Regions from separate parts of the Homo sapiens genome. Here region 1 is linked to region 2. The links are chromatin loops, found by intact Hi-C in ENCODE. Cell type or tissue: sigmoid colon. All regions are shown on one strand. Each heading gives the region's core, and the rest is flanking DNA. Links, peaks and the distances in the headings are about the cores only. Region 1 holds the start of SPACA3 (sperm acrosome associated 3). Region 2 overlaps MYO1D (myosin ID).

The links. A loop is a pair of places that touch in the nucleus more often than their neighbours do. Peaks named below come from ENCODE experiments on the same cell type or tissue, not always from the same donor. Only the 100,000 strongest peaks of a DNase experiment are listed, where the experiment ranks them.
Region 1: a loop joins it to region 2, with 18 times the contacts of the local background. A loop is called at or near these places in 55 of 110 quality-filtered maps.

What each region holds. Positions count from the first base shown.
Region 1 is chr17:32,989,934-33,006,187 of GRCh38, reverse strand. SPACA3 (sperm acrosome associated 3) reads right to left here and starts at 14,341. Exons shown (of 5, transcript NM_173847.5): 1 at 14,216-14,341; 2 at 10,471-10,779; 3 at 9,187-9,345; 4 at 8,665-8,743; 5 at 8,311-8,476. The coding sequence starts at 14,249. The coding sequence ends at 8,410. RefSeq lists an enhancer at 3,308-3,843. In sigmoid colon, for the core only: CTCF peaks have their summits at 7,474 and 7,674 (motif pointing right); a DNase peak (open chromatin) is centred at 7,687; H3K27me3 peaks cover 1,720 bases.
Region 2 is chr17:32,775,700-32,791,953 of GRCh38, reverse strand. It overlaps MYO1D (myosin ID), which reads left to right. Exons shown (of 22, transcript NM_015194.3): 2 at 11,170-11,378; 3 at 13,381-13,474; 4 at 15,925-16,090. Among named protein-coding and RNA genes, the nearest start is that of MYO1D-DT, 93 kb to the left of the region's middle. In sigmoid colon, for the core only: a CTCF peak has its summit at 8,258 (motif pointing left); no DNase peak of the experiment used is centred there; H3K27ac peaks cover 355 bases.

The DNA of each region.
Region 1 (16,254 bases), core at 2,679-10,678, 220 kb before region 2:
GGGAGGGAAGAAAGAAAGAAAAGAAAGAAAGAAAGAAAAAGAAAAAGAAGGAAAGAAGAAAAGAAAGAAAGAAAGAAGGAAAGAAAGAAAGAGAGAGAGAAAGAGAGAGGGAGGGAGGGAGGGAGGGAAGAAAGAAAAGAAAGAAAGAAGGAAGGAAAGAAAGAAAGAAAGAAGTAAGGAAGGAAAGAAAGAAAGAAAGAAAAAGAAAAAGAAAGAAGGAAAGAAAGAAGAAAAGAAAGAAAGAAGGAAAGAAAGAAAGAAAGAAAGAAGAAAGAAAGAAAGAAAGAAAGAAAGAAAGAAAGAAAGAAAGAAAGAAAGAAAGAAAGAAAGAAATAAGAGAGAGAGAAAGAAAGAAAGACTTGAGCAGCAAGAGCTACAAAGGTACCCAGGGCACAGTGTGCTCATTGCGGCAGAAACACCTGGGTCTGGTTGGCTGAGTCGGAGCAGGTTTTGACTGAAGCCTTGAGAGATGGGTAGAAGTTGCCAGGCAAGCAAGTTTGCAGAACAGATACCTGGGCAGAGACTTGGAGGCAGAAGAGAAGCTGGAGGGCTTGGAGAATGATGGATCCCCTGTGGATAGGTGGGCTATCTCTCCACTGCCCCCCACCCCTCAACTGTGCCTTCCCACTCCAGGGGGCAGCCTGCTGAGAGTCCAAGTGCTAGTGCAGCTATGGCAGCTGGGACAGCTGAGGATGAAGCATGGCCTTGGCAACCTGGCAGCCCCATCCAAGTCCCAGCTCCGGCCAACTGTGCTTCCTTGGGCAAGCTCTAGAACTTCTCTGAGGTTCAGTTTCCTCCTAAAAATGGGGATGACCATCTCAATCTCCTCCGGATGCTGTGCTGCTGTGATGGCCAACATAGGGTAGGTCAGAGATGATAAAGAGGTCCCATTCTACATGCCAACTCCATCGAGAGTGACTACCATTGAACTGTCAAGAAAGATTCCTTGGCTGGGCGTGGTGGCTCACACCTGTAATTCCAGCACTTTGGGAGGGTAAGGTAGACAGATCACTTGAGTTCAAGACCAACCTGGCCAACATGATGAAACCGTCTCTACTAAGGATACAAAAATTAGCCAGGCATGGTGGTGCGCACCTGTAGTCCCAGCTACTTGGGAGGCTGATGTGGGAGAATCACTTGAACCCGGGAGGCAGAGGTTGCAGTGAGCCAAGATCACACCACTGCACTACAGCCTGGTCGACAGAGGGAGACTCTGTCTCAAAAAAAAAAAAAGAAAGATTCCTGGACACATGCCAGCTCAGTAAAGACAAAGGCTTGTACTCAGTTTGCAATGTCTGCCATAGGCACAGAGGTGATGGGGTCCAGGAAATTCTGGGTGCCCTCTGACTGGCCCACCTCCCACAGTTTCCCTACCCTAGAAGCTTCAGGCCAGTGCTCAGAGTGGAGAAAAACCACCATACCCAGCTGAGGGCATGGACCACACAGAAAGAGCACCCCGCAAAGCCTCCTTCAGCTGCCAGGGGCCTCTGCCACCCTCACCTGTACCTACAGGTAGAGAAGGGACAGCACCTTAGCAAGCCAATCATCCCCAGGAACATTCAATCCACCCTTAGCACAAAAGATATAGAAAAGCCCATTTTAAATCTGTCTCCTGCAGCCAAACTAATCCAAGAAGGGGGAGACTTACGAAAAGTAACAAAAATTCATTGAATTCTCCCCTACTTTCCATAGGACTGTCTACTACTTTTCCCAAACCATTCCCCTTCTCCTCCTTCTCCTCCTCACACCTTCCCCTTTCTCTTTCTCTTCTTAGCAAACAATGAGAAGGACACAGTACAGGTCTCCTAAGGAAGCCCTGGTCACTGGGGCAGGCATGTCCTGTTCCCACCCATTCCTCCCCAGGTAGGTTGGAACTTGCTACCCCCAGAGCTCAGGAAAACCAGATGAGCCAGCATTTCTGAAGCCCCACTCTGTGCCAGGCACTATGCTGGGCGCGTCGCTGCTCTATATTATGGATTACGATGATAGATTACAGGTGCAATTGATACAATATTCCAAGGTGGCCTTCATTTGCTCCTCTTGCCCATGAGGAACACTGAGCTCTGAGAGGTGGAGTGACTTTCCCAAGGTCAGGTGGCTAGGAAAAAGGAGAAAACCCCATTGCTCCACCTCTGCCAAACTGCCCAAACCATGCTGAGCTCCCTCTACACCACATATGGGCAAGAAGGAGGCAGGCAGGACTTGTATGAAAAGCAGCCAGGGTGGTTACCTGGCTGAGGGATAGAGAGTCTCCCCAAGAGAGGGATCCCCGGGGGCATGGGGCAGGGGGTGGCAGTGGGTCCATCTGGAGAGATGCCTAGGGTCTGGCACATAGGTAGTGATTAAGTAATATCATTGAATCAATTGTTGCATATTAGATGGTATCAAGCCCCATTCACTCACTGATTCTGCAAACATTAGCTGAGTGCCTACCATTCATTCATTCATGCATCAATCATGCATTCAACAGGTTCTTTTTTTTTTATTGAGTATAATGTGCCAGGTACTATTCTAGGTGGTAGACATATAAGGAACGAACAAATTTTCTGCCCCCATGGTGCTTACAATCTAGCATAGGCAAGTGAAAAGGGGATATACATAAATTCAGAGGTGCATGGAATAATTTCAGATAATGGAGCATGCTGTAGTGCCAAGATAGTGACAAAGAGGGGAAAGACTCCTTCAGCTACAGCAATCAGAGAAGTCACTTTGAGGAGGTGAAACTGAGACAAGACCTGACTGAAGAAAAAGGGAGCGTCACCCAAAGGTCTGAGGAAATGCATTTCCACAAAAATATCAAAGTATTAGTTGGGTGTGGTGGCGTCCACCTGTAGTCCCAGCTACTCAGGAGGCTGCAGTGAGCTATGATCGCACCACTGTACTCCAGCCTGGGCAACAGAGTGAGACCCTATCTCAAAAAACCAAAACACATGTATACATGCATACATATGTAAGAAACCTGCACGTTGTGCACATGTACCCTAGAACTTAAAGTATAATTAAAAAAAAAAGAATACTATGTGAGAGGCACAGTTCAAACTTGACTGGAAGCAACAAGATCTGAAAGGGCGGTGGAAGTTGAAGATATTACAGAGACCTTATAGGATGGCTGTGGCAAATGGAGAGGAAAAAGTCAAAGATGACAGTATTTTCAAATTTGAGTGACTGGAAGAAGAATACTAAAATTAACATAAGTAAGGTAAGGATATTGTTTCAGGAGGATGGAGTGTGGCTTTAGACATGTTTGGTTTTAATTATGTATCAAGCAATCAAACAGCTAGGATAGGAGTCTAACGCCAAAAATTAAATCTATTTAAGAAACTGGAAATTTAAAGTGTGAACAAGTGAGCCCTGGGTTAACACTGGTTACCTTTGGTTATCTTTGTATTCTACTCACTCGATACCACAAACACATGGCACCAAAATTTTTTCTGTAATAAAAAAACTTACAGCTTGAAATTCAAAAAAACAAAACAAAACAAAGATCTGAAGAAATAAAATTCCAGGAAGACAAGAGAGAGGTACAGAGACCCTGTGGTGCAAACAGCTTGTTGCATTCAAGGGACAGAGTGTAATGAATGGGAGAAGAATGATCGGTGATAATGAAAGGCGTGAAGCAGCATGCTACCCTCAGGAAACTAACCGCCAAGGACACAAACTAGCTAGAGCAAAAGTTTCCGAACAGGTGAGAGTTGAATCTGTAGCAGTCAGCTGAGTCTTGGTCATGAAAGACCTTGTATACCAACCCAAGGAACTTGAACTTTAACCCTATAAGATAAGAAAAGCTATTGGGCCTAGGATGCAAGGCAGAAACAAGATAGAAAGCTCACTCTGAGGGAGGAGGTGGAGTTGCAAGGACCAAGGTTAGAGACACGAACACTCTTAGGAAGCCATTGCAATCGTCCTTGGGAAGAGGTGATGAGGACTTGATTTAAAGCAGCTGCATGTGGATAGAAAGGAGGGAGAGTTTCTAGAGATATAAAGAAAGTAAAAGAGGTAAGACTTAATGGCCCATGGTAAGTGGGGTGAGCGACGTGGAAGGAGAGAGATACCAGGACATGGCCTGGTTACTCTCACCAACCTGAGCATGTCCTTCAGGAGCTGAGCTCTGAACATAGAGGCTCCCCTGGCCTCTACATTCAGATGGGCCTGCACACTCTGTAGCCCTCATAACAAGGGAGGCCTCCCTGGCTTTGATCAGGGCCCTCTTCCCTAAATACTCCTTCTCCAGCTCCGTCTTCACCTGCTCCTGGTCAACCACCCAGCCCAGGCCTTCAGGGTCCCTTGTCCAGGCCTGATCCCAGTCCAGCCCCATCTTGAAGAGACTGTGGCCATCATCACTGCTCACAGCCCCCAAATCCTTTAACAATGTTCTCTTTGGTTCCAAGAGCTTCACTACACCTATTCCTGGGCTCCTCTCCCAGACAAGCTGAATGGGACCCAGTGAAGCAACCAGGCCAGGCAGGCAACAGAAGTCTGAAGTTGAAGTAGAAGGCACGAATCCTTCAAAGATGGATGGTTGGACCATGGACTGGAAGAATTAATATCATTAAAACGACCATACTTCCCAAAGCAATCTACAGATTCAATGCAATCCCTATCAAAATACCAACATCATTTTCCAGAGAATTAGAAAAAAAATCCTAAAATTTATATGAAACTAAAAAAGGGCCCAAATAGCCAAAGCAATCCTAAGCAAAAAGAACAAAGCCAGAGGCATCACATTATCTGATTTCAAATTATATTACAAGGCTATAGTAGCCGAAACAACATGGTACTGGTATAAAAAACAGACTCACAGATCAGTGGAACAGGGTGGAGAACTCAGAAATAAGGCCACATATTTACAGCCAACCGATTTTTGACAAAACTGACAAGAACATACGTTGGGGAAAAGACGCTTTTTTCAACAAATGGTGCTGGGAAAACTTCTGCCATGTGCAGAAGAATGAAACGACCCCTGTCTCTCATCATATACAAAAATCAATTCAAGATGGATTAAAGACTTAAATGTAAGACTCACAACTATAAAAATACTAGAAGGAAACCTAGAGAAAACTCTCCTGAACATTAGTCTAGGTAAATAATTTATGACTAAGACCTCAAAAACACAGGCAACAAAATGAAAAATAGACAAATGGGACTTAAACTAAAAAGATCCTGCACGGGAAAAGAAATAATCAACAGAATAAACAACTTGTAGAATGGGAGAAAATATTTGCAAACTATTCATTCAACAGGGGACTCATATGTAGCATATACAAAGAACTCAAACAACTCAACGACAGAAACAATCCCATTAAAAAGTGGGCAAGCCAGGCATGGTGGCTCATGCCTAAAATCCCAGCACTTTGAGAGGTCAAGGCAGGAGGATTGCTTAAGTTCCAGGGTTCGAGACCAACCTGGGCAAAAGAGTGAAACCTTGTCTCTATAAAAAAACAAAAATTAGCCAGGTGTGGTGGCATATGCCTGTAGTCTCAGCTACTCAGGAGGCTGAGGTGGGAGAATTGCTTGAGCCCAGGAGGTCAAGGCTACCATGAGCCATGATCAAACCACTGCACTCCAGCGTGGGCAACAAAGCAAGACCCTTTCTCAAAAAAAAAAAAAAAGTGGGCAAAGGACATAAATAGTCATTTTTAAAGAAGATATATAAATGGTCAACAGTTACATGAAAAATGTTCAACATCACTGATTATAGAGAAATGCAAATTTAAACCACAATGAAATATCATCTCACCCCAATCAGAATATCTGTTATTAAAAAGGCAATAAACAACAAATGTTGGTGATGATGCAGAAAAAAGGGAACTCTTATACACTGTTAGTGGGAGTGTAAATTAACATATCTGTGGAAAATAGTATGGCGATTTATCAAAGAACTAAAAGTAGAACTACCATTCAATTTAGCAATCCTTCTACTGGGTATCTACCCAGAGGAAAAGAAACCATTATGTCAAAAAGACACCTGCATTCATGTTTATCAAAGCACTATTCACAATAGCAAAGATATGGAACCAACCTAAGTGTAATGGATGAATGGAAAAAGAGAATTTGATGTATATACACAATGGCATACTATTCAGCCCTAAAAAAAGAATGAAATCATGTCTTTTGCAGCAACATGGTTGGAATTGGAGGTCATTATCTTAAGTCAAAAATGCCAGGGACAGAAAGTCAAATGTCACATGTTCTCACTCCTAAGTGGGTGTGAAAAAATGTGTACACATGGACATAAAGATTGGAATAATAGGGGCCGGGCACAGTAGCTCATGCCTGTAATCTCAGCACTTTGGGAGGCCAAGGTGGGCAAATTACACAAGGTCAGGAGTTCAAGACCCGCCTGGTCAACATGGTGAAACCCCATCTCTACTAAAAATACAAAAATTAGCCAGGTGCGGTGGTGGGCACCTATACTCAGGAAGCTGAGGCACGAGAATCTCTTGAGCCTCGGAGGCAGAAGTTGCAGTGAGCTGAAATCGCACCACTGCACTCCAGCTTGGGTGACAGAGTGAGACTCCATCTCAAAAAAAAAGGACTGGAATAATAGACAATGGAGATTCAGAACAATGCAGGGTATGAGGGGGGTGGACAATGAAAAATTACTTAATGGGGACAGTGTACATTACTCAGATGAGGGATACTTTAAAAGCCCTGTCTTGACCACTATACAATCTATATGTGTAACAGAATCACACAGGTACCCCATTAGTTGTACAAATAAAAATAAATAAAATTTTTAATTTGTCTTACAAAAAATAAATTTAAAAAAAAGAAAGATGGATGGGTCATGGGTCCCAGGCCAGATGACCATAACAACAACCCCTTGGCAAAGTACAGTGAGTAAGCGTACATGTGGAGTCACACTGAGCTGGGTGCAAATTTATCTCATCTGAGCCTCTGTTTCCCCTTGTCTGTGGAATGGTGGTCATAATGGTAGCTGCATCATAGCTATTGTTCTAGGGTCTAGATTAGATAATGCATGGCACATGGTAGGCACACCGTGTTTGCCTTGATGTTAAAAAGACAGCAGCTTCTCCCTACTTATGATTTAATAGCTCCATTAGTCATTGATGCCCCTACTGCCAGCAGGGTTCTTCACCACTCTGTCCCCTTGCATGAGTCGCTCTCAAGTTTCATCATCATCTTGACCAGACCAGCAGGGGAAGGAAACTGGCCTGACTCGCTAATTGTGGACATTCCACGCCCCTCTGGTGTATGCTGACCCGGAGGCATTCAGGGTGGCTGAATTAGGTGGAGGAGGATGGTGGGGGGCGACAGTGTCGTCCCCTCCTCTCCCTAAGAGTCACCAGCCATGCCTCAACCAACAGTTCAGTGCTTACAGGTTTCTTTGGAACCTTTTCAGAAGAATCTACAGTCTGAACTCAGGGCTCAGGCTTCTCACACATCATCCTATCTCTGCAACTGCTGCTGCTGCCACCACATCCACTGCGATCCTGAGACCCACCCACCTTCCTCCTTTAGAGGCAGTCGTCCCAGATTAGCAGGGGACCGCGCTATCTTTTTCTGGGCTTCTCGTGTGCTGACTAAGGCAGAAGGCTGCACTGGCTGTGCGGATTGAAAGCCACGGTCACTCCCGTCCCATCCTCCAAACTCCTAGCAGTAGTGGGCAAAGTGAGCGCACCGTCTCTATCAGCGGCACTTGAATCTTCCGCCACGAGAGGGCACCAGAGAGCAAGGTGAAAGCAGAAGCTCCGGGTGGTCATTCTTCTCCCGCGACCAAGCAGCACCCCCGGCTTGGCAGGGGTGTGTGTTAGTAGTCACAGCTGGAGGGCCAAAGCACAGTGACCACCATCTGCAACCAAAGCTGCAGAAAAAAAGTGTCCCAAGAACCTTCCCAATCAAGCCAGAGGTGCACAGCCCTAGATCCAGCTAGGGTTGCCAGGTAAAACATAGGACACCCAGTTAAGTTTAAATTTTAGATAAACGTCAAATAGTTTTAATATAAATATGTTCCTATGCAATATTTTGGACATGCTTAAAATTATCTGTTGTATATCCAAAGTTCAAATTAAACTGGGGCATCCTGTTTTTGTTGTTTCTTATGTATTTGTTTTGTTAAATCTGGCCACCCTAGACCCAAATTTTGCCAGGTGTGGTAGACAAAAAATGCACTGGTGCCCCCCCCAAACACCTGCCCACAGGCCACCAGAAATGGAGGTAAGCCTCTGGTGCTGGGCTTTCTGGAGTCCACTGGAAACCCAGCCCAAGCGGACAGGTGAGGTGAGGGAAAACGGAGGTGCTCTGGCTCTGACATGGCACCTGCAGACACACTGAGAGCTGAGAGCCATATTCACGTTCAACCATCCTTTATTCGCTGGCTTGTCTTCCCAAGCCTAGGTCAGGAACCAAACCACATTTCCCAGCCTGCTGTGCATGGTTCCGTCCATCCTAGAAGTCACAGCCATCCACCCATTCAGTGAGGTCTTTTCCCTGGCAGTGATGCCTCCAGGCCTCCCTGAGGATGGAGAACAGGGAAGAGGAGAGATAATATCAGCTGCAGTTGCCAGTCACCGCCCAGAGAAGAACAAGAAGGAGAGTGTGGTCTCTAAACCAGAAGTGAGGAAGGAAAGGGGTTTGTTCCCTGCTGCTGCCCACCAGTCCTAACCATACCACCGCTGCGGGGCTCCAGCCCAAGTTACTTACCAGTAACCCAGACCCTGAGGCTCTTGGGTTATCTTCATGGCACAGATAACGGTATCCTTGAGATTAGGATTCAACAAATCTGGGGTGATAGGCAGAGAAACACAATGAGAGAACAGGAGACATCCAGGTGTGTGTGTGTGTGTGTGAGTGTGTATCTGTCTGTCTCTCTCTCTCTCTCTACACACACACACACACACACACACACACACACTCCACTCGCCTAAATCCAATCCTGTCTCAACCACTCCGGAAGCACAGGTACAACCCTATCCCTCTCCCCCTCCATCAGAAACAATCCTCCCTCCATTCCTATAGCCCTAAGGCAGTCTCCTATCTGGGACCCCAATTCAGACTGATGGAAGACCTACCCTCATCCCTTGTCCCATCTCCCTCTCCTCCGTGGGCCCAGCCTGATGTGGGGGAACCCTCACTCAGAGATGGGGGTAGCAAACTAAACTGGGAATGGAACAAAAGCTAATGCAGGGCCTGACTCCTGCCAGCCCTGGGCCCAGGCCCAGCTACCTGAGCAGTACATCCGGCACACGTTGGGGACGTTCGGGGTGAGGTTGCTGCACCACCTCCGGCTGTTGATCTGGAAGATCCCGTTGTTGGTGCTCCCATCAGCCTCGTAGTCCAAAGCAGCTGCGTTGAAACCGCTTGTGAAATAAGCAAGGCAGACCCCTGCATAGGGCAGAGCATAGGCCTGGGGGTCAGATGGTTACAGCCACCCCAGACCAGGGTGCTCACTGCACAGGTCCCACGCTGGCTCCACCGAGCCTCTCCTGCCTGATCAAGGTGATTGGGGCAGGTGCCTCCCACCTGCTTTGCAAACCAATCAATCGAGGCTTAGAGGTGCACAGCGACTCACCCAGGGTCCCATCCAGCTACCAAATAGCATGGGTTGGGGCTGGCCTCAGGCCTCTTGACTTTTAGCCCAGCAGTCTTCCCATTATCTCATTGTTCAGCACATAGTAGGGCCCAATAAATTTGTTGAATGAATCTACAAGTGCTAAATCTTTTTTTTTTTTTTTTTTTGAGACGGAGTCTCACTCTGTTGCCCAGGCTGCAGTGTAGTGGCGTGATCTCAGCTCACTGCAACCTCTGCCTCCCGGGTTCAAGCAATTCTCCTGTCTCAGCCTCCCAAGCAGCTGGGATTATAGGTAGCTGCCACCATGCCCAGCTAATTTTTGTATTTTTAGTAGAGACGGGGTTTCGCCATATTGGCCTGGCTGGTCTCGAACTCCTGACCTCAGAGTGATCCACCTGCCTTGGCCTCCCAAAGTGCTGGGATTACAGGCCTGAGCCACTGCACCCAGCCTACAAGTGCTAAATCTTCAGTAACAAGATTAGGAAGACCCAGGTGGAATCTATAGAGGGTGCTCGACCTGTTAGAAAGATGAGCCCCGGTATGACTGCCCTTCCCACATGGCCATCTAAAACTGCCACCAGCTTGAAAAGTTTGGCATGACTGCTCTGTTCAGTTTGTCTTTTCTAATTTCAGAAGGAATGTCTGATCCTTGTGGCCATAGTTAAGTTTAGGGGACTGAGCTGTTTGTTTCCTTTGACCCCGACTTTAGCAGCAGGGGGAAATGAAGGGGTGACTCCAATTTGGTTGCCTGCTGCCTGCCTACTGCGTGTTTTACTCCGTGCTGGCTGTTCTCTACCTGCCATCTCAAATCATCTTCAGTTTACAGAAGGGCTCTAAAAGCTCCCGAAGCCACAGCCCTTGAATGAGAAGGAGAGAGGGAGGGAAAGAGGGAGGGAGGTGTGGGGAAGTCAGGGCCCGCCAGGGAGAGGGGTTCTCACAGTCAGCCAGGCTGTATCCCCGGTATCCGTCCAGCCCGAAGTCATGTAGCACTCTGGCCAGTTCACAACGACCGTAGAGCTTGGCCTCACTGGAGGGTAGCAGGCAGCTGAGCAGACAGACCAGGGCCAACAACATGATCCCAGCTGGGCACCACCGCCTTCTGAGAGCCCTGCTCCTGGCTTCTATGCCGGCGGCAGAGGTGGAGCCACCACCACTCTGGCTCAGAGCTGAGCTTTGGGATGACAGGCAGCTCACCAGCCTCCGTGGTCCACTCACAGAAGGAGAAGAAACAGGGCTTGAGTGCACCCCTGGGAAAGGGGAGAGGAGAGAAGGGGTGGGCAGAAGGCCAGGCTCCAGCAGCACGTATCAGCCCCCTTGCATTCCTGATCAGCATCACCCTGACCCCGAGACCAGCCCCTCTCCTTCCCCATCCTGCTTCACACCACCCAGGCCAGAGACAGGAAGAAAACTAACCTATTGTAAGCTCCATATTACACGTTACGGATTATTTAGTCCTGAGGCCCAAGATTTTATAACTAGGAAGGGGCGAAGTTTGGATGGAGACAAAGTTCTATAAATCCAAAGCCCCACTGAGCAGATGCTCCCGGAGGGGATGGCCAGGCGGTGTGTTCATGGGTCTCTCAGCCCAACTGTCAAGGGACAGCCCTTCTGGCATTGACCCTCCATCTCCAGATCTTAACTGAAACAAGGTCTCCCCCAGAACACTGCTCCCCTATAGCCCGCTCAAGGGGAAGCTGCTCTTTCTCCACACACAAGACCCCAAGATGTCCCGAGAGTCTCCTCCACCCCCACCACCACTTCTAAACCATAACCTGCAAAAAGCCCTTCTCCCTGGAAGCCCAGCCTGCCCGTCTGGTTTGACCTCCCTGCCCTGTCATCATTGGCTGTGTGTGGCCAGTCCCCCAAATCACAGAGGACATTAGCACCTGGGTGTCACAGCATCAGGGCTCCTTCATCTCCCCAGACCTAGTCCCCTCCAGTTCCTCTGTGTCTCAGCCAGTCCCTCCCCTGCCCTGGTCATCCCTGCTTCTTGTCCTCACCCGCATTTCCCCACCTCTGTGAGCTCCTATCCCACTGCCCACCACCTCTGACAAGCCTTCCCATGCTTCTCTTGACCTCTGCGCCTCCACACCTGCTCTCCACCTTCACAGAGTCAAAAAGTGAAAGAGTTGTACAAACTCTTGTTTGTGCCAATTGGTGTCCCTGGTCTCCAACCTCCACGGGACCTTGAATGCCCCCGAGGATGACAAAGTGGTTGAGGTCATGGCTTTGCAGCAAGGTTCGGGTTGGAAGCCCCCCTCTGCTCCTTGCTCCATCTCTGATTTTGGGCCCTCCCTGAGGCTTGTTTCTTCCTCTATAAAATGAGGACGTGAGTAACACCTGCCTCATATGATTGTTGGAAGAATAAATGAGAAAAGGCGTGGGCACAGCGTAGCTCTTGGCACTAAAAATAAGTGAGTTGTTGTTTCTGTTATGAACTACAACTAACACTGGTACTCGCGCTTGTCTCTGCTCAGACTTCTCTCTCCCATTTCCCTCACAGGAAATGAAAACCCTCAGTATTGTCCTTTAGCACGCCACGCTGTCCCACCCCTTGGCTCTCAGAACATGATCTCGTCTCCTGCTGCACTAAGAAAAGCAAGGTGCTCACTTGTGGAATTTCTTCCTCTTTCTGCCTTAGCCCTGCTCACTTGCAAACTCATCAGTAGCCTCCTCGCCCTCATCTCCACCCCGTCATTGTTTGGGTACGGGGCCTCCAATCTCATGCAGGCCCATCTTCCCTCTAAGCTCTAGATTTGTCCTTCCCATCACCAAGCCTTGCTCCATCCGTTGTCCCTCCTCTCCCGGCGCGCTAGCACCGTTCCCCTCCTGCTCCTCCTTCCCCTGCTCGTAGAGACTTTCTCAGTCTCCATCTTCTAAATGCCTTCCCTCAAGTCTCATGCTGACTGCTACTCCCTTGTCTCTTTCCCCCTCTTCTCGCCCAAACTCCTGGGGAAAATCGCCACTTTCTCCCTCCCGCTTGTTTTCCAACCTGGTGAATTGGCCTCCCTGCCATCACCGCGCGCTGAAACTGCTCTGCGGGTCCAAGGAGGCCCCCTTCGACTCTGTCTCATGGGAGCTCTCAGCTGTACTCATGCCGTCCGCCACCCGCTGTTGAAAGGCTTGCCTCTCCTGGTTTCCACGATGCTCCCTTCTCCCAGGTTTCCTCCTCCCTCTCTGGCTGACTCTCCTCCTTATCCTCCGTGGAATTCACTTCTGCCCAGGCCATAAACGCTGATATGCTTTCTAAGGCCTTCCTGCCTTGAGCCCTCTTCTCTTCCACTTTGAGGAAACCCCCTGGGCAGCCCTGCTGTTAGCCACCGCCTGAAGGCTGGCAACCCCTGTGGCATCTTCCCCAAGACCTCAGAGGCAGCTACTGGCAGGACACTTCCACTTGAATGCCCTGCAGGCACCTCAAACCCAGCACATCTAAACAGAACCACTGTTTCCATCAATGCCTTCTTCTGCCTTGTGACTTTCCTTATGTGCTTTAAAACATGATGGGCCACACATTTACCCAAACTGGAAATATGAATGTCATTCTTCACTCCTTCCCCATGACATCTTTCACCCAGTTCCAACCAATCAGTCCCAATGTCCTGTGGATTCCACCTTCCCTCCGAGAGCACCGTCCTTTCCTAGGTTCACACCTCCATCCTGGCTTCCTTCATGGTCTTCTTGTATCATGTCTCAACCACTCTTCCAAGCTATTCTATACACATCCATCAGAACAAATTTGTTAAATGAAAAGCCCAGCCCTGTGACACCTTGGATGGCTCCCACCATAACTGCCCCTTCGAGGTCCACACGGCCCTTCACGACCCTTCACAGCCCAGCCCTGCGGCCCACTCCCTCATTCACACGTTATGTTTCAGCAGTGCCACCTTGTTCTCTCACAATGACCTTGCTTTCTAGAACATTCACCCTCTCCTTTCCTCTACATGGTTAACTCTGACTCATACTTGAAGGGTCTTATCAGAGGTGTGTTCCCCAGTGAGAGTCTCCTGGCATGCCACCACCCCCCACACTCTCACACACCCGATCTTCCACATCCTCTGTCACACGAGGCTGGAATAGATGTCAGTCTTTCCCACCACAAAGTTAACTTCTGAAGAACGGCGGCTGGTCTTATTTATCTGCATGTCTTATTTATCTGCAGAGTTGCTGGCATGGAGTAGCTGCTCTGTGGCTGCTTCTGAAACTCAAGTCCACAAAAGGCGTGGCCACAGGGACATGAGACCTTCTTCTCACCGCGAGGGGAGTGAGAAGGAGGAGGCAGCCAACCTGGTGGAGTTTGTCAAGTCTTTGAACACTGTGCCAGGCCTTTCCCAGAGCTTTTCCAACTTAATCTCATCCAATCCTCTCAGCAATTGAAAGGTGTGGGGTTAATATCCCTAAGTTGTAGAGGAGGAAACTAAATTGACTGCTACACATGGACTGTTTTTGATTTTTTTTTTTTTTTTTTTTTTGTAGAAAAGTGACTTAAAAGGAATTCCATCCTGAGCATTTCACAACAGCTCCAGAGTTTCTCTCTCTCTCTCTCTCTCCTCTCTCAGCTGGTCACTCTTCCAGGCCAGGATAACCCCACCCTAACCACCACCTTGTTTTTCTCCACCTGGTCTCTGGCCAGACCAACCCAGCGCCCCTGTTAACAGCCCCAGGAAGAAGGGAAAGGGGGCTCACTGATCAGGGGTGCTCCCCGCAGAGCTGAGACCATGGTGACAATGGCAGCAGCAGCAGTGGCTCAAAACCCTGCTTCAGCTCAAGATGTCCCCCACAACCTTGCCAGGGCCCCAGGCACCCAGTGTTAAGAGAACAATGGGGAAGGCAGGCTCCAGGCCAACGGAGGGCCTTCTAGAACTCCAGCTCTGTGAGCTCATCTTCCACAAACAGCGCCACCACAGAGCTTTGACTAGCCCACCTGAGCCCTTCCACTCAGGGTCCAGAGGCAGAGCAGGATATCTAATCCCAGCCCCCTTGCACATCTCTGCCCCACACACACACACACATACACACATGCGCGCGCGCACACACACACACACACACACACACACACACACACTACACTGAGGGATGACACTTCCTCTCCCAACAGATCTTTCAGATGATTATCCAGGGATAATGGTAGACACCTAGGGATGGTGATGGATGTACAGAGATGGTGATGGGTACCCAGGGATGTTAACAGGTGTGCAAGGACAGTGGTGCGTGTGCAAGGATGGTAGTGGGTGCCCAGAGATGGTGGTGTGTGTGCAGGGATGGTAGTGGGTGCACGGGGATGATGGTGGGTGCCCAGGGATGGTGATAGATGTGCAGGGATGGTGGTTGGTGCCCAGAAATAGTGGTGGATATGCAGGCATTGTGGTGGGTGCCCAGGGACAGTGGTGGGTGTGCAAGAACAGTGGTGGATGTGCAAGGATGGTAGTGGGTGCCCAGGGATGGTGGCAGATATGCAGTGATGGTGGTAGGTGCCCAGGCACAGTGGTGGGTGTGCAGGGACAGTAGTGGGTGCCCAGGGATGGCAGTGGGTGCCCCAGGATGGTGGTGGGTGTGCAGGGATGTTGGTGGGTGCCCAGGCACAGTGATGGGTGTGCATGGATGGAAGTGGGTGCCCAAGGATGGTAGCAGGTGCCCCAGGATGGTGGTGCATGTGCAGGGATGGTGGTGGGTGTTCAGAGACAGTGGTGGATGTGCAGGGATGGTAGTGTTGGGTGCCCAGGGATGGTGGTGGATGTTCAGGAATGGCGGTGGGTGCGCAGAGGCAGAGGTGAGTGTGTAGGATGGTGGTCAGTGTGCAGGTACGGTGGTAAGTGTGCAAGGATAGTGGTAGATTCCCAGAGATGGTGATGTGTGCCCAAGGATTGTGAGGGATGTGCAGGGATGGGGGTAGGTGCCCAGGGATGGTGGTGGGTTCCTAGGGATGGTGGTGGTTGCCCTCTGCTTTTCCAGGCTGCCCATCTCACCATGAAGCTCCTTTGAGTGCCAGAAAGTTCTTCCTTAATGCTGAGCCACAAGCCACTCCCTTCTCCACCTGGATGATGGCCATTCAGTGTGGACAGGTGCAGGGCAAAGGTTACCCTATTGACCCTAAAACTTAAAGGACAGAGAATTGGAAGGAAAGGGCATGTGGTGCCCACGTCTGTGTCCCACAGGAGCCTGAGTCCCACAGCACAGCAGCTAGAGCATAGGCTTTGGGGTCAGGCTGACCAGGGCTGAACACAGGCGCTAGTGACTTCCAGGTGGATGACCTAGAGAAAACAGCCTCACTTTCTGATTCCTTGATTCTCAAGCGGGGATGACAACACCAACCTCACAGGGTACTAGGAAGGCTCAATGAAACAGCAACAAAGTGCTTAGTACCCCAGGTGCTCAATAAATAATAGTAATTACTACTAAGTGCAGAGCACAGCCATAAAAGTGTCTGGTTGCACCATGTCCACCCTATCTGTCTGGGCCCCACCCCAGGACAACCAAGTTAAAATTGAGGGATGGCCCAGCATCAGCACCAGTATTTTTTTCTTTCATTTTTTTATTGAGGTAAGAACACTTAGTAGGAGATCTACCCTCTTAACATATATTTAATATGCAATCCATTATTGTTGACTGTAGAGGACACTGCTGTACAGCAGCTCTCTTGAGCTCATTCATCTTGCCTGACTGGATTTTCTTTTTTTTCTTTTTTTCTTTTCTTTTTTTTTTTTTGTTTTTTGTTTTTTGTTTTT
Region 2 (16,254 bases), core at 5,247-13,246:
TTCAAAAACAACAACTAAACTGTTTCTAAATGAATTCACAGGAAACCAGCAGCAGTGGTTGCCTCTGAGGAGGGAAGGTATAGGAAAGAGGAGAGAGAAACACTTTTCACTGTGTATTCATTTACATCTTTTGAGTCTTTTACTAAGAGTCTATCTTGCCTATTCTAAATTAATTAATTAACTATATAAAGAGGATTAGAAGTTGGATTTTTATTATCAACTTCTAATTTTGATATAATTTCAAATTTACAAAAAAGGTAGACGATACTACAAGAAACCCCCTTTTGTTCTTTATCAGTTGTTTACATTTTGCTCTATTTGCTTCTTAATTTCTCTTTGTATATTTTTATATATGTATGTAGTTATTTTTTGTAACCATTGGAGAATAAATTGGAGACATCAGGCCCCTATCATTAAATAATTCAGGGTGTGTTTCTTAAGAACAAGGATCTTCTCTTACATAACCACAATACAGTGATGAAAATCAGAAAGTGTAATTTTGACGCAATTCTGGTTTCTAATTCATAGCTGATGTTCAGATTTTATCAGTTGTCCCAACAATATCCTTTTTTTTTTTTTTTTTTTTTTTTGAGACGGAGTCTCGCTCTGCTGCCCAGGCTGGAATGCAGTAGTGTGATCTCGGCTCACTGCAACCTCTGCCTCCTCGGTTCAAGCGATTCTCCTGCCTCAGCCTCCCGAGTAGCTGAGATTACAGGCACGTGCCACCATGCCCAATTAATTTTTGTATTTTTGGTAGAGATGGGGTTTCACCATGTTGGCCAGGCTGGTCTCAAACTCCTGACTTCAGGTGATCCACCCACCTCAGTCTCCCAAAGTGCTGGGATTACAGGTGTGAGCCACCATGCCCAGCTCATTACTGACATGATTTTAATGCCCATGTGGTCCCAGATGGGTGCAGTGAAAGTCCATTCATCTTGCTCCTGTGTCCTTTTGACATGTGCGTTTCCTACTTTCTGGCTCAACAAGATAGTCCAAGCTCATTTTGTACTTTCCCTGTTCCAGTGATAGAATCCGCTTTTCTTCAAGGAGCCCTGAGTCCTTTTAGTTAAGAAAAATGGTATTTCCAGGCCTTTATCTGGTGTTACTGTTTCTCTAAGTGGACAGAGTTAGGAAATGTGTGTGTGTGCATACCTATTTCTTCCTCTCTCCCTCTTCTCTCTCTTTGCCCTGCATATACTATGAGTTTGTACTGATTCTTCCAATTCCAATTGAGACCCATATATTCTGTGACCTTCTTCTCCAGCAATGAAAAGTCTGTCTCAGAAGTTGAGTTGGAGTAGATACCATTTAATTGTATTTTTCTAGAATAAAAGTTGCTGTTTGTATCTAGATTGTGTGAAGTTGTCCACATAAAGAGAAGATCGTTCTGAAGATAAAACATGAACAAGATAGATATGTCCTCTATTCCTTTGCAGGTAGACAATAAACAAGTAAACAAAAAACAACTTGTGACCGGTATTACAAAGGAAACATACAGGTGTGGAATGATGGGGGATAGAGAAATTTTGATGGATAAGGAACTTGTGTGAAATTTAGGAAACAAACAGGTGTGGAATGATGGGGATAGGGGAATTTAGATGAATAAAGGCCAGTGCACACAGTAATCAGAGGTAGATGGCATGAGATGAACCAATGTCTGTGTGTCAGATTGGCTTGAGATTAAAGTTTCCCATTGAAAAGATTTAAGGCTAGGAATGCAGAGTAAGATAAGATTTATATTTTAAGATCATACTTGCTACTGTATGGGGAACGGATGGAGAGTGGTTTGAGCAGATCAGTTAAGATGATACCTGTGACAGTGAAGATACCTGAGGTTGCATATTTTTGCTAACACCGTTCACTATCAAAACTCTTGCTCTATATAGGTGAAGAAGCATATCTTATTGTTGATTTGATTTACATTTCTTTATTTGTAAGGAAGAATGAGACATTTTTATTGAATTTATTTTAGTATAACTAGTTTTATTCCTACGGTTACTGTAACAAATTACCACAAACCAGGGGGGCTTAAAATAAAGAAGTGTATTGTCTCACAGTTCAGAAAACTAGAAGTCCAAATTCAAGGTGTCAGCAGAGCAATACCCCCCAAAACCGTCAAGGGAGATACCCTTCCTGGACTCTTCCTAGCTGCTGGCAGTGGTCGTCAATCCTTGGCTTGGCTTGACTTGTGGCTGCATTCTTCTTCTAGTCTCTGCCTCTGTCATTGCACAGTGTTCTCCCTGTCTCTCCCTTCGTGGGGCATTTTTCTCTTTTATTGGTTTCAGGTCCACCCTAATGACCTCCTCCTAACTTGATTTCACCTGCAAAAACCCTATTTCCAGATAAGGTTACATCCACAGATACTAGGGGTTAGGATTTCAGTGTATCTTTTGGGAGAATACAGTTCAACTTATGACAGTAATGATGTGTGTTTTTTATTTTTCCAAGTGACTAGCCCATTTTCTAACACTGTTTATTGATGTTTATTGTTGGTATATTTATTTACTGTTTTGAAATGTCACCATTATCAGATACCTCACATCTGTGACAGACTCACAGCCAACATCATACTGAATGGGGAAAAGTTGAAAGCATTCCCCGTGAGAACTAGAACAAAACAAGAATGCCCACGTTCACCACTTCTATTCAACATAGTACTAGAAGTCCTGGCCAGAGCAATCAGACAAGAGAAAGAAAGAAAGAGCATCCAAATTGGAAAAGAGGAAGTTGAACTGTTGCTGTTCACCAGAGATCTGATCATATACCTAGAAAACCCCTAAGACCCTTTATCAAAAAAGCTCCTAGATCTGATAAACAAATTCAGTAAAGTCTCAGGATATGAAATCAGTGTACACAAATCAGCAGCACTGCTATATACTGACAATGGCCAAGTAGAGAATCAAATCAAGAACTCAGTCCCTTTCACAACAGCTAAAAAAACAAAACAAAACAAAAAACAAAAAAACTTAGGAATATACTTAACCAAGGAGGTGAAAGATTGCAAGGAAAACTACAAAGCACTTGTGAAAGAAATATTAGATGGCACAAACAAATGGAAACATATCCCATGCTTATGAATGGGAAGAATCAGTGTTGTGAAAATGACCATACTGCCCAAAGCAATCTATAGATTTAATGCAATTCCTATCAAAATACCATTATCATTTTTCACAGAACTGGAAAAAAAATCCTAAAATTCATATGAAACCAAAAAAGAGCCTGCACCCCCAAAGCAAGACTAAGCAAAAAAACCAAATCTGAAGGCATGACATTACCTGACTTCAAATTATACTGTAAGGCTATAGTTACCAAAACAGCATGGTACTGCTATAAAAATAGGCATGTAGACCAATGGAACAGAACAGATAACCCAGAAATAAAGTCGAGTACAGCCAACTGATTTTTGACAACTGGGGAAAAGACACCCTATTCAGTAAATGGTGCTGGGAAAACTGGCAAGCCACATGTAGAAGAATGAAACTGGGTCCTTATGCAAAAATCAACTCAAGATGGATCAAAGACTTAAATCTAAGACCTGAAAGCATAAAAATTATAGAAGATAACATAGAAAAACTCTTCTAGACATTGGCTTGGGCAACGAATTCATGACTAAGACCCCAAAAGCAAATGCAACAAAAAATAAATAGATGGGACCTACTTAAACTAAAAAGCTTCTGCACAGCAAAAGAAATAATCAGCAGAGTAAAAAATAAAAAAATAACAGATATTGGCGTAGCTATGGTGAAAAAGGGAACACTTTTACACTGCTAGTGAGAATGTAAACTCACCAGTACAACGACAGGATGGAGAATTACCATTTGATTCAGTAATCCCACTACTGGGTATCTACCCAAAGGAAAAGAGGTCATTAAGTGAAACAGACACACACACACACACACGTTTATAGCAGTACAATTTGCAATTGCAAAAATATGAAACCAACCTAAATGCCCATGAACCAATGAGTGGATAAAGAAAATGTGGTATAGATACACCATGGAATACTACTCGGCCATAAAAAGGAACAAAATAATGTCTTTTGTAACAACTTGAATGGAGCTGGAGGCCATTATTCTAAGTGAAGTAACTCAGGAATGGAAAGCCAAATATCATATGTTCTCATTTGTAAGTGGGAGCTAAGCTATGAGGATGCAAAGGCACAAGAATGATATAATGGACTTCGGGAACTTGAGGGGAAAGGGAGGGAGGTGGGCGAGGAATAAAAGACCACATACCAGGCCTGGCACCGTGGCTCACGCCTGTAATTCCAGCACTTTGGGAGGCTGAGGCTGGCAGATCACGAGGTCAAGATATTGAGACCATCCTGGCCAACATAGTGAAACCCTGTCTCTACTAAAAATATAAAAATTAGCCAGGCGTGGTGGTGGGCGCCTGTAGTCCCAGCTACTTGGGAGGTTGAGGCAGGAGAATCGCTTGAACCCAGGAGGTGGAGGTTGCAGTGAGCCAAGATCATGCCACTGCACTCCAGCCTGGGCGACAAAGTGAGACTCCGTCTCAAAAAAAAAAAAAAGAGTACATACCTGGTACGGTGTACACTGCTGCTTGGGTGACAAGTGTACCAAAATCTTGGAAATCACCCCTAAAGAACTTACCCATGTAAACAAAACCCACCTGTTCCACAAAAACTATTGAGGTAAAAAAAATTTAAGATTTTACATATAAATGAGATAATACAAAAAATTATTTTGCTTACTTTTCTCCACCTTTTCTTCCTGTCTCCTTCTATTTTCAGCAGTGTCCATTCTCTTTATGTCTTTTAATATGACCTTTATTACTGTGGATTTTTTTTCTCTCTTCTGGTTTTTTTCTTGAGCTCTTCTAGCTTTTTATCTCTTGAAAAAATGATTTTAAACACAATTTCTCCTTTTAAATGATGCCTTCTTTGATATCTTATTTTAGAGAGCTACATTTTTTTTTGTATTCTTTGCTTTCATACAGAATGTTCTTTCATAATTTTTCTACTTTGTGGTTTTCTTTGGGGGAGTGGGGTATTCTTGGTCTGCCTTTTGCCTGTCAGATGTTTTACCCACTACCTACTTTTTTTTTCTTTTCTTCTGACATCTTATCATGTGCCCCATTCTGGTTCACTTCAACTGACCGTCTTTTTTCTTTTTTGACGGAGTTTTGCTCTTTCACCCAGGCTGGAGTGAAGTGGCGCGATCTCAGCTCACTGCAACCTCTGCCCCCTGGGTTCAAGAGATTCTCCTGCCTCAGCCTCCCAAGTAGTTGGGATTACAGGTATGCGCCACCACTCCCAGCTAATTTTTGTATTTTTAGTAGAGCCGGCGTTTCGCCATGTTGGCCAGGCTGGTCTCAAACTCCTGACCTCAGGTGATCCACTCACCTCAGCCTCCCAAAATGCTAGGGTTCCAGGCGTGAGCCAGTGCGCCCGGCCTAATGATTGTCATCTTTGAGTAGGTATGGTTCATTCTGGGTTGAAAGATAAAATGCACTGAGTTTGGTGGTCTGCTGCTCATTCCCTGTCTCACCAACTGTCTGCCCTGAAATGGCAAGAAGATTGCCTAACTAGAAAGCAAGTTCCCTATGTATGTCTGAGACTTCTGGGAGGTGATTTAGCATTGCCTCTTTTCATTTATCAAGATCATCTGCTGCAGAGCCACTGCACTTTTTCTCTTTTGCCTCACCACTATGACAGCCTGTTTTTTTTTAAAAAAAGGAATTTCTAGTTACTTCTTCATTTAACCTCACCTTACATATACTTAGAAGTGTCAAATGGGACTTATTTTGTTCCAAAGCCACCTGCATACTGAGACCCTGACATTCTTAGCAAGACTTTTGGTTTGGCTACTCAGGAACTGCAACCTACTTCTGGAGAACTCTACTCCAGTGCCGGAGATTTGGAGAGGCATATATTCAGTCTTAGCAACCTGCCTCAACTAGGTCTAGTTTTCATAGCTTTTCACAATCTTTCTTCCTAGATTGTGGTTCAGAGTTGTGGCTAGTTTTTTGTTTCATTGTAGGCGATGTCTTTTTCTGTTTTTGTTATTCTTGTTGATTTTCTGAGGGTAGAAAGGGGGCCAAGATATCATTACTTTATCCTCCTTAAATGGAAGACCCTTGAATGGTATTTGAAGTGATACTAGACTCAACCCTAGAGAACTGGAATATTTAGAGATCAGCAGAAAAAGAGGAGTCAGCAAAGGAGACTGAGAAGGAAAACCAGAGAAGCAGAAGGAAAATGAAGAGAACGTGGCTCAAAGAAGCCAATAGAAGAGTGTGTTGAGGAAATGGGAGTCAGTGTCAAATACTGAGAAATTAAGTAAGATGAGCATAGAAAACCAACCAGTGAATTTAGCAGTTTGGGAAGTTTGGTCAAGGTTTATTGAAGTGCAGGAGTGGAACCTAAATTGGAGTTGTCTAAGGAGATAGTGAAAGGCCAAAAAAAATGGCATGGGTAGATGGACACCTCTCCTGAGAAATAGGAACGTTCATGGTAACTTAAGATTCCATTTAAATTCAAAAAGGAAGGAAGACAGGCCAAATCAGTGTGATTAAGCAACACCTATTCAGAAAGTGTACGTTCCTCCTCAAGTAAATGAATAATACTTACGAATAAGGTTTTGTTAATACCATACCTAGTAGACCATTCACAGAGAATTTTCTTCCTGATTATAATTGGTTCCATATATTTCAAGAAGTCAACCAAGGATAACACTGAATTCTGTTAGTGGGTGAATCTAACTTAGACGCTTCAGGAGTACATTTGAGATATGGTCATCTGAAATAAATTCCTTTTTCTCTTCTGCCTAACTCAAATATATTTTTGTCCCTTATGTTCAGTAGGTTTTAAGATTCTGTCCAGTTTCCCCGTGAAACAACTCCAATTTTCCTTTCCTCATTTCTCCTACCATTCCCCCCACTGAGCACCTTATTGATGTCTTTAACTAGAAAAGTCTTCACTGATTCCTTGTTTCCAGTCACATCAAATGTAAACTCCCTCAAATGTAAACTCCCTAAGCCTGGTTTTCATATCATATCAAATCTGACCCCCATGTACATTTCCAACTGTTCCCCAGCATTCCTTAACACAGCCTTCTACTCTGACTGGGCCAACCACCTTCCGGTTCTCCATACCCCACCCCTCCCCACAGTATCTTCCTTTTCTGTGGGGTTGTGCATGTAGTCTGCCTGTGACTGATCTGAAGGAGCCCCTCTCATCTTGACTTCCTACTATAGATTGTCCTATATATAAGTGACACATGCAAATTAACAAGGCTACTTTAAAAAAAAGGTTTCAGAATTCCTTTACAGTGAACTATTGTTTGCCAATGTCATTATTATACCTTTATATTTTATCCATTACTACTCACTAATTCAGAACTTTTTAGAACCTCTTTGTTTCACTTAAAAGCCAGTGAAAATATATGTCCCTTTTAATAAATATTTTTAAACTTACTAGTTTAAAAAATCAATTGCTATTAATTTATGTTAACCATTTAGGAAGTTCTAAAAAGGAAAAAAAAAAGGTAACAGAGCAAAGACCATAAAACTGACGTTGGAGGTAGAGTATTAAGAGTGACTCCATAGAGGACCTAGTGCTTAGACTTTTGGAGAAGGAGAGGGAATCTGGCAAGCACATGGGGAAGAAGGAACCAGGAAAAGGTGTGAGGCAGAATGAACTCCATGGGCAAAACCATGAAGACATGGCGCTCTTGGGAACTGTAATTAGCTCATTAATGAGAACAAGAGCAACAGAGACAGAGAGAAGTGGTAGGGGAGGTTTTGGTGGGTGGAAGTGTTGTTGGTAGATGGAAGTCAACAGAAACCCGGAGGCCAGACCCTGTATGCTCTTACTCTTAGTGTTCCTCACTGAAGGTGGTTTATTGGGATAATCTTTGTCACTACAGTACATGCTTTTATTACCTTACCTATCATACTATATTGTTGTTATTTATGTACAATGCTTTCCTGTTCTCCACTCCTTTTTTAATTCCCAGGGTTTGACCCGGTATCTGGCACAAAGTAGATACTGAATAATTATAAAAGTTTGTCATGAAAGGTTTGCACACAGAAGTCATAGGAACACCTTCCTTGGTCTCTTGTAAGAGATGATAACATCCTATTTGTCATCTAGGATAATTAGTAGTTCTTCCTGGAGGCAAACAGAGTAAGCGACTATATTACTTTAGTGCTTACTTACTACCCTATGGCTTTCCAATGCAAACTGAAATTTGAGTTGCTGTTAAGGTGTATATTGGCACCACCTAGTGGTGATTTTTAAGACCCAACCAAATTGAAAGTTTTGTATTTGATAACCAAACTTAGAATTTCAAGTAAAATGAGCTTCTAACGTTTTGTGAATTGCTGAAGCATTGTATTTAATATCATATTCTGTTAATATTTGCCACTATCTTTGAGTTAATAGTTATGCATTCAATTATTTTCTTAAGACATGAGATCTTGCTGTGTTGTCCAGGCTGGACCCAAACTCCTGGGCTCAAGTGATCCTTCTGCCTCAGCATCTCAAATAGCTGGGTCTGCAAGCATGTGCCACTGTGCCAAGCCATTTAATTATTTTATACATGGTGCCTATAGGTTAATAGAAAATATTTTATTTGTAATAAAATATTATTTTAGAGCATAATGGTCTATTAGTGGCTCTAAAAATTATCCAGTGAAAAAGAAGGTACATCATTGGACCAACATGGAATCTTAAAATAGTCTAATCTCATACATAATTTGCTGTGACTCTTAGTTGCAGAGTTCCCGGCTCATGAGACATTCTTCTGCTGCTTTTCTTCATTTTTTTTTTTTGTTTGGACAGTGCTTATTCAAAACTAAACAATCGTGCCCTTTTGATTCTTTTCCTTGGAGATACTTGAGCATGTACTGCAAATTTGCAGGTTAAGCCAGAAAAACTTGCGTAGTGAATCTTAGCTTATTTTCGCGAGTCTTTGAACAGTTGTTATATAGATATTTTGCTTGTGACTTGTAGTTGACTGACAGCTGAGTCAGGGAATTGGATTTTTTTTTTTTTAAGATGGAGTCTCACTCTGCTGCCCAGGCTGCAGTGCAGTGGTGCGATCTTGCCTCACTGCAACCTCCGCCTCCCAGGTTCAACCGATCCTCCCGCCTCAGCCTCCCAAGTAGCTAGGATTATAAGTGTGCACCACCACGCCGAGCTAATTTTGTATTTTTGGTAGAGATGGAGTTTCACTATGTTGCCCAGGCTGGTCTCAAACTCCTGGTCTCAAGTAATCCACCTGCCTTGGCCTCCCAGAGTGCTGGGATTATAGGCAAGAGCCACTGCGTCTGGCCAGAGAATTGGATTATGATAATTGAATTCATTCATTCCTCATGTGTAAGGATTGTTGTGATTTCAGTAGCAATGTTTATAAAACAAAAATGTTATTTAAAAATCTCCCTTATGCATAACATAATCAGAAGCATACTATTAATGATCTTTTTTAAAAAGTACTTATTCAATGTCCGAGGGTAGAGGGGTATAATTATGACCATTTTACAGATGAATAAGCTGAAACACATGGAGGTTAAGTAGCTTTCACAAGGTATCACTGCTATTGAGTTTGCAATGTGAGCATTCAAACCCAGATGTAAAGGACTCGAAATCAGTGCTTTTAGCTGCCATGTAAACTTCCTAACAACTGAGAGGATACATAGAAAACCCATAGTAGAAAAATGCACTGAAAACCTTGAAGTAGTTAATAACTGTTAAAATACTCTAAATACTTGATAAAAATCTTGGTTTGAATTTATTGTTGAAATTATCAACATCTGTTTGTTTCCATTCCTAATTATAGCCAACAGCCTTCATTCCAGCTTAAAGGAAATTTAAGGTTCTTGCTTTTTGGTCCCAAATGCTTAGTTATTTCTCCTGCTCCACCAGCCATGAAGCAAGCGTGCTTAGAGACATGCTGTCTGTGAACCAGCATTTTGCCTGTCAGGGCACACCCTTTGTTCAGTTCTTGGACGTGAGAGAGATGTCTACCAGTATCTCTCAGCTGGTAGAGCATGTTGGTGGTAACCACTTGTTATGTGGAAACATCTAAGCTCTGGGCCACATATGTTTCTATGTGTGGATTACTGTGTAAAAACAGTGGACATATATGGGTTTTCTGAATTTTATATTTAAAAATTTTCTTAAATAGACACATAAAGTTGCACAATTGCAGTCATAGCATACCTACTCAAGCTTTGTATTTTTTTTTTTTTTTTTGTCCTGTGGCCTCTTCTCACCTGCCCATGTGGCCTTCCTCTTTATTTCTCTCCTTCCACATAACCCTACTGTGTGTATAAAATGATGCATAAAATATAACATGTATTTGTCTATATTTTTTCACACTTATGTACTCATTTATAAAATATATCTGTGTACAGATACAAATACGTATGATTAGATTTTTAACCCTATTTTATGGGGAAAAGGTAGAATCATATTATATATACTTTAAAAATACACATGCCTTTCAACCAGCTGTCCCATTCCTGAGAATCTATACCACAGAAGTAAAAGCACCAATCTGTAAGATTATGTATCAAGAGTGTTTTCTGCAGTATTGTTCATAGAAAGCAGGAAGGAACAGGAATCGTTGAATATATAATGATATATCGACACCATGGAACTTTAGGCAGTCATAAAAAAATAAGTTTGATTTAGAGCAGAAGTGTCTCCTCCACCATTCTCTCTGTTATGGATTTTACTGTTTATATTAATTTACTAACATTTTAGTGAGGTTCAAGAGGGAGAAAAAAATAAATGTATATGACAGTCCTCTTTAAAATTGAAAATCTGACTAAGTGGATTTCAAGATCTACTTTAACTTCTATTTCTTTTCCTCCTAGAGCTCTGAGATTGTCTTCAACTCTTTTTAGCTTTTTCATCTTCTTACCCTTCTGTATTTTGGAAACAGGAAATCCCAGCCTCCAACAAGTTAAATTCTTCCTTCTTGCCTGGCTTTTAACCCCTACTGGTCTTTTCTACCAATGGCATCTGAAGGGGCACAGCCTCAAACATTCTCTACAAGTTAACTCAGAGCCAATGAAACGTCAGTTCAGAAATCATTCCTAGGATATTTGGACTTCCTTGGAAATAAGAGACTCACAGGACAGATACATCATTTCTCTGTAACCACAGCTACGTCTTCCTTTTCTTTTGCTTCTGTACAGATTTGAAAAAGGGCGCATCTATACGTTCATTGGAGAAGTCGTCGTTTCTGTGAACCCTTACAAGTTGTTGAACATCTATGGAAGAGACACAATTGAGCAGTATAAAGGCCGTGAGCTGTATGAGAGACCGCCTCACCTTTTTGCTATTGCGGATGCTGCTTACAAGGCTATGAAGAGGCGATCAAAAGACACTTGTATTGTGATATCAGGTAATTGGAGGGGATCCCCTGTATTTCCAAAGTCACAATGTGTTTAATTTGTTTGATACTCAAGAATCCAAACAATTGATTAAATATTTTTTTAAAGGTAGAAGCCTGAGCAATTCTATAGGAGAGAGAAAAGTGATGAACGTTAAATACCAAATTATTTATATCATTTCTGATCATCCTCTAATCTTGGTTCATTTATGAATACATATTACACTTGGATGACTTCTGGCCAATTTGTTAGATTGAGCTGACATGGAAAATGTTTCCATCTCAAACACATAAAAGTCTGGATAAAATGTAACAAAATTATTTTAAATAGCAAAATGAAACCAACGAAAATGAAATATTGAGGTGTGAAAAGGAAGAATCAACTCAAAATCAGACTGGTGCTTGGGAACTAGTGTTGAGGGACCTACTGAGGCGTGGGGGCCAAAAATAAGCTTTCAGAGCTGAGGGGCTGAGTTATTGAAGCCCAACAAGGGGGGAGATAGGCACGAGATAGGGTACACACCTCACATGTTTGAGGACTGGAGCCAAACTGCCTACGTTAAGGGGAGCCCTTCAAGGACCCTTATGTAGTGAAATGGGGACAGGAAAAATATCTGTTCACTGACCCAGGATGGCCTCTCCCAAATTGTGGGAATTTCTTCAGGTGCTAATAATACCTCACATTTGCACTGGTGGTTTTATGCTTTTAGAAACACTTTTATAATCATTATTCCATTTTGGTGAGCAAAACAACTCTCTGGTATGTAGAACAGTTATTTTTCTACTTTATAGATAAGAATATTAAAGGTCAGAGGAGTTAAGTAACTTAGTGTTGGAGTTAGAAAATTATATCCTAGGACTATGTTTTATTTAAAACAAATCACAAAAACAGTATTACTGGGTTTTAAAGGGGAGAATAAAAACAATTATATGAGTGTGTGGAGTAAAAGCAAAACGTTTCTTCGCCTTGAGTGCCTTATTCTTCCCAAAATTCCAGCAGTAACAGCTGTTAACAGTTTAGTGTTTATCCTTTTATACATTTTCTCTGGATGTGCAAACAAATACAGTCATAATTGCATGTGTAATTATATTATAAATATATAATTATATATAGAATTATGTCTGTTATATAACTAATTTTTCCATTTAATAATATATAGTAAATATCTTTTCATTGGTGTTTCTATAGAGCTAGTGCATTCTTTTTAATAATTGTATAGTATTCCATTTAAATAATTGAATCATAATTTATCCAGTTATCTACTGATGGATATATAATTTCCAGATTTTAGCCATGACTTACAGTACAGTCTATAGAAATGTTTTAAAAGCTTTGAACATTATTATTATTTGGTTATGTTAGTATTTTTTAGTATTTCCTTAGGAGAAATTTCTACCAGTGGAATTTTTGAGTCAGAAGGCATAAGCATTTAACATTTCGAAGATACTTCAAAATTGGTTCCTTTTTCCCCATCCCCCAGCATTATCCCAATTGTCATGCTTTTTCTATGATACCTTGTGTCTGGAGCTTGCTGTTTTGTTTTTTCACTAAAATTACTCTAACCTTAATTTTTTAGACGAATTATTTTGTCCCCTTTAAGATTAAAAGAAATTCTCTTATAGAAAATAAGATTATATGAATTTAGTTGTAACCACTGTTTGACTCACTACCTTATTTCATTTCTGCTAGACTTATGAGTCCCTACCAAGTACTAAAACTTTAGTCTTAGTTTACCACATCAGTACCTTTTTCCTAAGTAAATCTTTATTTGTAGTCTACTCATTATTTTAGTTTTATAATAGTTTTATTTTCTTCATCATATTCAGGTCTGTTAGAACCACTAACCATATCAAGGCAGGACGAAATAACTCAAAAAAGCAAAAAAATGAAACAGTGCAACATGTGGGATTTTAAATGCATCACCAGTATCAGATTTTTAAATTATTCTATTAAAAATTAGCTTACTCTTGGTTTAAATTATTATGTTAAGCCCTGAACAATTTTTCCCCCCAGGGGAAAGTGGAGCTGGTAAAACGGAAGCCAGTAAGTACATTATGCAGTATATTGCGGCCATCACCAACCCCAGTCAGAGAGCAGAGGTTGAAAGGTAAGAGCACTCTAATAATGGGGAGGAATTCTTAGCACTCTGTTTTCTCTATGGACTTGGCTAGACCTAAACTCTAGGGGTTGAGCATTTTGGGGGTCTAAACCTATGGGCTGAGCATTTTTTGATGATTAAGCTACTTTGATTCTCTTAAGTGCATATTGTCTCTGTACTTTTATTTATTTCACTGTATCCATTTCTAGATTTGTTTTTAATAGAAAAATAATACTATGGTAAGCTTTACCTAATTATGAGACCAAAAGAATCATTACTCTGAAACAGTTGAAAGTGTTCCCATCCTGGTTTATTACTGTTGACTTAAATGTGGTCAGCAGAGCTGTTATAATTTACACTGGTAGGTTTTATTGTTCAAACTCTCACAGGTTCCTTGCTCTTTGCACCACATCAGGGTTTTTAAAAAACTGTGTTCTGAGAGAAGTGGGACTCTGGAAGGCAGACCCATGCCTTCCCATCATCATCATTACAACATTCAGAATCCACTGACAGTGGAATTTCTGAACAAGATTCATTTTCTTTTTTTCTTTTTTTGAGATGGAGTCTCGCTCTGTGGCCCAGGCTGGAGTGCAGTGGCGCGATCTCAGCTCACTGCAAGCTCCGCCTCCCGGGTTCATGCCATTCTCCTGCCTCAGCTTCCCGAGTAGCTGGGACTACAGGCACCGGCCACTGCGCCCGGCTAATTTTTTTGTGTTTTTAGTAGAGACGGGGTTTCACTGTGGTCTCGATCTCCTGACCTCGTGACCCGTCCGCCTCGGTCTCCCAAAGTGCTAGGATTACAGGCATGTGCCACCGCGCCCGGCCGAACAGGATTCATTTTCTAAAAGGATTTCATGCCATACTGTGCTATTGCTCATGGGAAGATGAGTAATAAAGCTGATCTCTACTGTCTGGGGCCCAGCATTTAGGGGAGCAGCTGGCACATAGTATTTGCTTAACAAATACTTAAGGGATGAATGGATGATAGCTATAAAGCAACAAGACTCACTTTCTTATGTGGTGCAGCCTTTTTGAAGAGAGAAACTGTTTTCCTAATTGGTTACTTCAAAGCTCAGTACTAATTTAGTAAAGAGTCCCACCTCATCTACACATAACAATCTTCAGTTTTATAAATAGGAAGAAAGGATATTGGGTTGATGTAAAAGAAGAGAACTTACACTTCACTACCCTGCGTAGCCTTTCTTCTTTTCATCATATTGGGCTGCATTGCTGGGCCAGGAGAGGCATTTTTCTTAATTGTAACATATCCCTCCTTCTTACTCTGACTTTACAATCTAGTTTGACAAGGACAGGGATATGTGTAAATTTTCTTAATTTCCTTAGGAGCTCAGGAGAGCAACTAGATGAGAAATAAATTAATTTCACACCTACAATAGTAGAGTAAGGCATATATAAATTTACTAGTCTTTCACAAACATATCTTATCACAAGCAGTTTCCCCCCACACACATATTTTTAAAATATGCTTTCATTTATGAGGCGATAAGGTTGAACTCTCCAGTATTAGCGGGAGTAACAGTAGATCTTCTACATCAAGTTATTTCAGAGGCCAAAGTTATTTCTGCAGGTATGCCTGTATAAGAAGAATTTTATCAGTGGAATGAAAACAAGGATATAGCATGAAGTTTAAAATGTATCCATTGGGAGGGACTGCTGTATAGAAAGTTAGCATTCGTCGAATAAAGAATGCATTAAATGGCTGGTACAAAGGAGAAATTCCATACAGCTTCAAAGAAAATAATGAGCAATTTCTGAACTAGTGAAGATTAAATTTATGATGTATAACTAAGTACAATAAAATGTCACAATTCCAGGTTTTATAAGCAAGTGCCTTAAAAATTGTATCATTTTCTGTATCACCTATTCTTTCCCTTTTCAGAACACATCTTTTTAAAAATTTTCTTTATGTAGATAAAATATGTACATTTATAAAATGAAAAACAAAAATTACAGAATTAAGTTGAAGATGTAAAAGTTCCCTGAAATCCTACCTTGCCCATTCCATCAGTCTCCTGTCTAGATAACCATAGTAAGGTGTGCTGATCCCTCCAGATTTTTAAGCATTTGCTGATACATGTGTATGCACACACACACACACGTGAACATACACATACACACACAAGGATCCTGCAATGCATGTTATTTGACAACTTGATTTTATATTCATTAATATATGCTGGACATTTCCATGTGAGTACATATTGATGTACCTCATTCTTTTTAGCACCTGTATAGTATTTCATTATATTGGGAAACAAAAATTTATTTTTATCCCTATTGGTGGACATTAATTTGTTTGTTTTTTTTTTGATATTGCAAACAGTGCTGGAGTTAGCATCTTTGTATAAATATTTGTATGTGGTTTAGCAAAATCCAGTTTTTAAAAAATTCTAGTCTCTATAAGTTTTTATAATGACTTTCATTTATCTGTGTTAAAGAGTGAAGAATATGTTGCTTAAGTCCAACTGTGTTTTGGAAGCTTTTGGAAATGCCAAAACCAACCGTAATGACAACTCAAGCAGGTTTGGAAAATACATGGATATCAACTTTGACTTCAAGGGTGACCCTATTGGTGGGCATATCAATAACTACTTACTAGAAAAGGTAAAATATGCTTAATTTCTGAGGGTAATGTTTTAAGTGCTGAATGTTTAAACAAATTATATTTATAGAATTTATTTTATTGACTCAAAATAGCTTTAAATCCTATTCTCCCTTCTTCATTAGCTTTTTATGATAAGGTATTCTCCTTTTGTCTTCTCTTCTTA